Regions from separate parts of the Homo sapiens genome. Here region 1 is linked to region 2. The links are chromatin contacts, found by Hi-C or POLR2A ChIA-PET in ENCODE. All regions are on one chromosome and are shown on one strand. The core of a region is the stretch at or near the end of the contact, and the rest is flanking DNA. Distances in the headings are between cores, read along the strand shown.

The links. Hi-C counts contacts between places; a loop is a spot of excess contacts on that map. ChIA-PET counts read pairs that join two places held with the same protein, here RNA polymerase II (POLR2A). Pooled maps may share reads with other maps.
Region 1: a pooled map shows a loop between it and region 2 (2.8-fold over the local background). The contact joins two enhancer-like sites. A Hi-C loop is called at or near these places in 1 of 37 single-sample maps with no recorded cell type and 8 of 50 pooled maps. POLR2A ChIA-PET finds 5 or more read pairs at or near these places in 2 of 52 experiments (activated T-cell and naive thymus-derived CD4-positive, alpha-beta T cell).

Annotation. Positions count from the first base shown.
Region 1 is chr10:35,298,956-35,301,655 of GRCh38, forward strand. LOC107984220 (a long non-coding RNA gene) reads right to left here. Exons shown (of 3, transcript XR_007062113.1): 2 at 119-304. It also overlaps a transcript of CCNY not described here. Among named protein-coding and RNA genes, the nearest start is that of CCNY-AS1, 36 kb to the right of the region's middle. RefSeq lists an enhancer at 639-1,838 and a silencer at 1,561-1,610. Within about 2 kb of position 1,361, at least 3 of the 41 ENCODE cell types and tissues checked have a DNase peak (open chromatin) inside an H3K27ac peak, as active enhancers do.
Region 2 is chr10:35,563,270-35,566,077 of GRCh38, forward strand. It overlaps CCNY (cyclin Y), which reads left to right. Exons shown (of 10, transcript NM_145012.6): 9 at 2,754-2,808. Among named protein-coding and RNA genes, the nearest start is that of GJD4, 41 kb to the right of the region's middle. RefSeq lists enhancers at 1,153-1,262, 1,323-1,432, 1,703-1,782. Within about 2 kb of position 1,387, at least 10 of the 41 ENCODE cell types and tissues checked have a DNase peak (open chromatin) inside an H3K27ac peak, as active enhancers do.

The DNA of each region.
Region 1 (2,700 bases), core at 111-2,610, 260 kb before region 2:
TATGTTTTCATTCTTCTTAGGTAAATACCAAGAAGTGCAATTGTTTATATGTTTGACTTCATTATTTAAAAAAACTGACAACTGTTTTCAAAGTGATTGTAACATTTCACATTCTTACCAGCAGTGTAGAAGAGTTCCAGTTTCAGTTACTGATTTCTAATTAAATTGCATTTTGTTGGAGAAGCCCGGTATGTGATTTCAATCCTGCTGGATTTATTGAGACTAGTTTCATGGCCCAGCATATGATGAACGTTCCATCTGCACTGAAAACACTGTTTAGTCTGCCATTGCAGGGTGGAGCGTTCTGTAAAAGTTAATTGGATCCAGTTAGTTGATAGTGCTGTTCAAGTCTTCTGTATTCATACCAGTTTTCTGTCTGCTATTTCTATCAATACAAGAGAAGGTGGTGAAATATGCAACTTAAATTATGGATTTGTCTTTTTCCCCTTTCAAATTCTGTCAGTTTTCGCTTCAAGTCTTTTGAAGTTCTACAACTGGGTGCATTCACATTTAGGAATGTTATTTTTTCTTAGTGACTTGATAGTTTATCATTGTGAAATGTCCCTCCTTATGTCTGGTAATATTTCTTGTCCTAAAGTGTGTTTTGCCAGAAATGGATACAGTCAATCCACCTTTCTTATGTCTCATGTTTACCTTTTTTCATCCTTTTACTTTTAACATTCTTGTGTCTGTATAAAGTGGATTTCTTGTAGACACCAGAGAGTCAGACCTTACTTTATTACCCAATTGGATAATCTTTGATTTATAATTGGAATGCTTAATTCATATACATTTAGTATAATTACTGATACGGTTAGGTTTAAATCTACTGTCTTGCTGTTTGTTTTCTATTTATACCATATGTTTTTATTTTTTTCTTCTTTTCCTGCCTTTTTGGATTAGTTGAGTATTTTTCAGTATTTCATTTTATATTCTCCATTGGTGAATAACACTCCTTTTTTAAAAACAATTGTTGCTGTAGGTTTACAGAATACATCTTCAGTTTATCAGTGTACCTTCAAATAATATGATGCCACTCCTACAATCACGTAAGTTTTCAGAACAGTATCCTTTCGAGGTCTTTAGGCTTTGTCTTTTCAGAACCTGAACATCTCTCAGATCTCTGGGGACTGCTCCTCTTACAGTTTCCTAGTAGATGCTCTTTGCTTGGCCTCGCAGAGTTTTACGTTGTGCGTGAGCCAAAGATGTAAGAGGGCTCCCATGTGGATTTCGAGCTCTTGCTCTGTCTAGCTTACTCATCTGTGGTACCCCGCCCTGGAAATTCCAGCTGCCCTCCCTCATCCCTACTTCTGCTCTGTCTCATCAAAGCAGCAAGGCTGCCACGCCCTGCCTGAGATGCCACGCCCTGCCTGAGTTCCCCTCCTGTATCACAATCTGCAAAGCAGCTTCAGAAAGAAAGCTGGGGTGATCGTGGGTCTTGCCTTGTTTCACTTCTCTCGGGGGTTACAGTTCTGCTTTGTCTGTTGTTCAGAGTCTGAAACAATTGTTTCATATATCTTCTCTAGCGTCCTGCTGTTTATTGCAGTAGGGCAAGTCCAGTACCAGTTACTGCTTCATGGCCAGAAGCAGTAGTCTTGTCTCATATTTGTTTTTCTTAGATCTTTATTTTTGCATTCGCTTATACAATTTATTTTTTATGTATCATTGCCACATGGTTCATTAAAAATCTATGTTTATTTTCTGCTTAACAACTGCTTTACTCAGTGGGTTACATGTGCTTGCAGACATACTGCTTAGAGCATTTTCAAAGTAAATATGCTGTTTGTTAAGACTTCTAATGTAAGCTCTATTATTTATTCAAGCTAGTATTCTAATATTCATTCCATTATTATTATTATTATTTTTGAGATGGAGTTTTGCTCTTGTCACCCAGGCTGGAGTGCAGTGGTGCAATCTCAACTCACTGCAACCTCTGCCTCCCAGGTTCAAGTGATTCTCCTGCCTCAGCCTCCCAAGTAGCTGGGATTACAGGCGGCCACCACCATGCCTGGCTAATTTGTTTTATATTTTTAGTAGAGACGAGGTTTCACCATGTTGGCCAGGTTGGTCTCAAACTCCTGACCTCAAGTGATCCGCCCGCTTCGGCCTCCTAAAGTGCTGGGATTATAGGGGTGAGCCACTGTGCCCGACTATTATACCCATTTAAATAGGAGAAAAGATGCTTTAGAGAGATCACACAAGGATTCAAACTCAGATAATCTGGCACCAGGGCTGAGATCTTAACTACAACATATATTAGCTTTCGGAGCTATTTTTGCCTAAATACAAGCATAATATTCCTTGTTTAACAAATATATGGCCAATGTGTGTAGACATGATGGAAGGTCCAGTTTTGAATATGGGTTGAAATGTGTTATCTATTTCCATTAACACTAGAAAGAGTTGTCTGAGAGACAGTGTGAAGACTTTCCTGGAAATGTTTCATAATAGAATTGTTTATATCCTACCTAGGAGAGTGAAGGTAAAATGAAGTCACTTCACTTCCATGTAGTCCATGGCAAACTGTGATAATCAATTTGCAGATGTTCTTGGCTGTATAGAGCTTTTATGCACGGTATTTCTCTTACTCCCTGAACACATGGGATATTTGAGCCTGACAAATTAGCAGTCTTTTCTTATTTTTTTTATTGGAAGCCTGTTTTCATCGCTGTCTTTTGTTTTGCTTTGTTTTGAGACAGG
Region 2 (2,808 bases), core at 137-2,636:
CAAGCTTGGAGAAGGTTGTTCTGTTTTCCAGGGAACCCTGGGAAAATACCGCCTTGTTCAAAAGCAGCTTCCTCTTGACTTTGCTCGTAGTGTCTGCCTCCATCTGGAACCATGGTGTCTGTATATCATTTTGGGCAGGATTATCAGGCTGTTCTCTTAGACTTTTCTTCTTACTATTGGGAGAATACGCTTTGCAGTGACGCCTGTTGACCACCAGACGGCGGTGTGTCCATGGCAGCTCCCAGGTTCACTTGGGATTTGCTCCTTTGACGTTTGACAGTTCTGGCCTTAGCAGGGCCTCTGACGCTTTCGTTTTGTTGAAGTCTTACCTGGATTCCAGTATTTCACAGGATGATCTCTTATTAAATCTCATTTAAATGAAGCATAAATAAAAGTTGTTTTAAGTAAAAATTATCCCAAATCAAAGTAAATTATTATTTATTTATTTATTTTTGGGACAGAGTTTCGCTCTCGTTGCCCAGGCTGGAGTGCAGTGGGGCAATCTCGGCTCACTGCAACTTCCGCCTCCTGGGTTCAAGTGATTCTCCTGCCTCACCCTCCTGAGTAGCTGGGATATTAGAGGTGCCCACCACCATGCCTGACTAATTTTTTTTTTTTTTTTTTGAGACAGAGTTTCGCTCTTGTAGTCCAGGCTGGAGTGCAATGGCGCAATCTTGGCTCGCTTCAACCTCCACCTCCCGGGTTCAAGTGATTCCCCTGCCTCAGCCTCCTGAGTAGCTTGAATTATAGGCATGTGCCACCATGCCCGGCTAATTTTCTTTGTATTTTTAGTAGAGACGAGGTTTCACCCTGTTGGCCAGGCTGGTCTCAAACTCCTAAACTCAGGTGATCCACCCGCCTCAGCCTCCCAAAGTGCTGAGATTACAGGTGTGAGTGACCACACCCAGCCTAAATTCTTAAAACTATGAAATTTAGTACAGTAAATACATTTGGAGCTTGTTATCACTCTTTTCACGAGGCTGTGTGGAAACAAGCAGTGACGCTCTTCATCTGATGAAGAGACCGGAATGGGCCTTCCTCGGGCCTCCTTCCTTGCCGCCTGCCCACAGGTCCCAGTGCTCCTTTCCCCAGCAGCTTCATGTCTCCCCAGAGCCACTGGCCTTGCTCAGCCCCAGCCTCCCCACCCGCCTCCTTACTGTTCTTGTCCTTTGTCACAGCAACTTGAGCTGGTGTGGAGCCCTCCTCAGTCCTTCATAGCTGAGTGCTATGAGTCACCGGGAACAGCCATAGGGGTCTCGGGACATCACTCAGGACAGGATGGTGCCTGCATGTGAGGCTCAGACCCAGACCCTCAGCGTTCAGCAGAGTTGGCAGGACATGACTTAGAATGCCGAGGCTGGGATCAGGGTCAGGAGGGTGAGGCCCTGCACTAGGGCCCTGGCTTCACTCACAGGAAATGGTGACTGTGTGTTTTGGCTGCCTGCAGCAGGTTGGAGGGGACCCACTCTGCCTGAAACACCCCCTCCTCAGCCCTGGTTCCTCTCCGCCAGAGCTCCATGCTTCCCTCACCTCAGTTCAGCTCTCACTGCTGTGGGAAGCCTTCTGAGATCATGTGCTGGGGGCCAGGCATGCAAAAGCAGATGTTGCACTTCCTGACTATGAGGAGAACAGCCCAAGAGGCTGAGTTCAGCAGCCACATGCTGCATAGTGTGGGCAAGGACAGGAGGTTTCCTGGAGGGTGTGCAGTGGGTGGGCACCCTGTGGGTGGGCACCCCTGGGGGCTTCCTGGGGAGAACGTGCTGAATCTGAGTGCATGACCCAGGACCAGTGCTCCACAGATAGTTCCCTCACTGAGAAGGTTCCCCCCACCCAGAGGAACTATCTAGAAATAAACCTAATTTGAAAGATAGCTGACATGAGAAGTTCTTAAAGTAGAAGTTTTTGAATTTCTCCCAGCATTCCATCAACATGTAGATGGGTTGGCAGGGTGGATCTTAGCACCTCCTCTCCCAACCTACCTTTTTAGTTGAGTGGTTCTCAGAGTGTGGGCCCGGGGCAAGAGCCTCAGCCTCACCATCATCTGGGAGTTCCTTAGAAATGCACATTCTCAGGCCCCACTGCAGACCTACTGATCCCCACAGTGTGAAGGTGGAGCCCCCTGTCTGTTCTAACAAGCCCACCAGGTGATGGGGTGCGTGCTCAAGTGTGGAAACTACTGCTTCCATTCTTCCCGGCTTGTGAGTTCTCTTTTTAAGAGACTGAGGCAGAGACTGGACACCCTCCCCCCATAATCCCTGCCTTTTGCCTAAGAAAGCCCCTACACAGTTCCTCCCTTCTTTTCTCCCTGGAGGTAGGGAGGGGCCACCGAGGAAGCCAATGTCCTCTAGGTCTGCAGAGGCTGAGTGTTTTCCTCTGGGCCCCTGCGGAAGGGCCCTCACTGGACTCCACGTGGCAGCTCTTGGCTGCTGCATCCACCCTTTGTTAGCAGCCTGTCCTCACGGAGACCTGCAGCCAGAGCCTGCTGTGTGTGTGTTAGATCTCAGTGAAGTGATTCGCCCTGAAACGCTTCCTGGTGATGATCCCAGTTAACCAGTCCTCATCCTTCTGGGCACCAGATCAAGTGGATTTGGCTTTTAATCCCAATATGGTGGTCTAACCAGACATTTACTTAGATCACTGGTCTTCCTGGAGGATGCAGTTTTCTGGAGTCTGGTCTCCAGCAACTTGCCTTGGCAGGCCACGTGGCCTGGTGTGGCAGCTAAGCATAGGCTATTTTTGTCTTTGCTTTGCAGGAACGAGCTAGAGCGACAGTTTCTTGAATTGCTGCAGTTCAACATCAATGTTCCT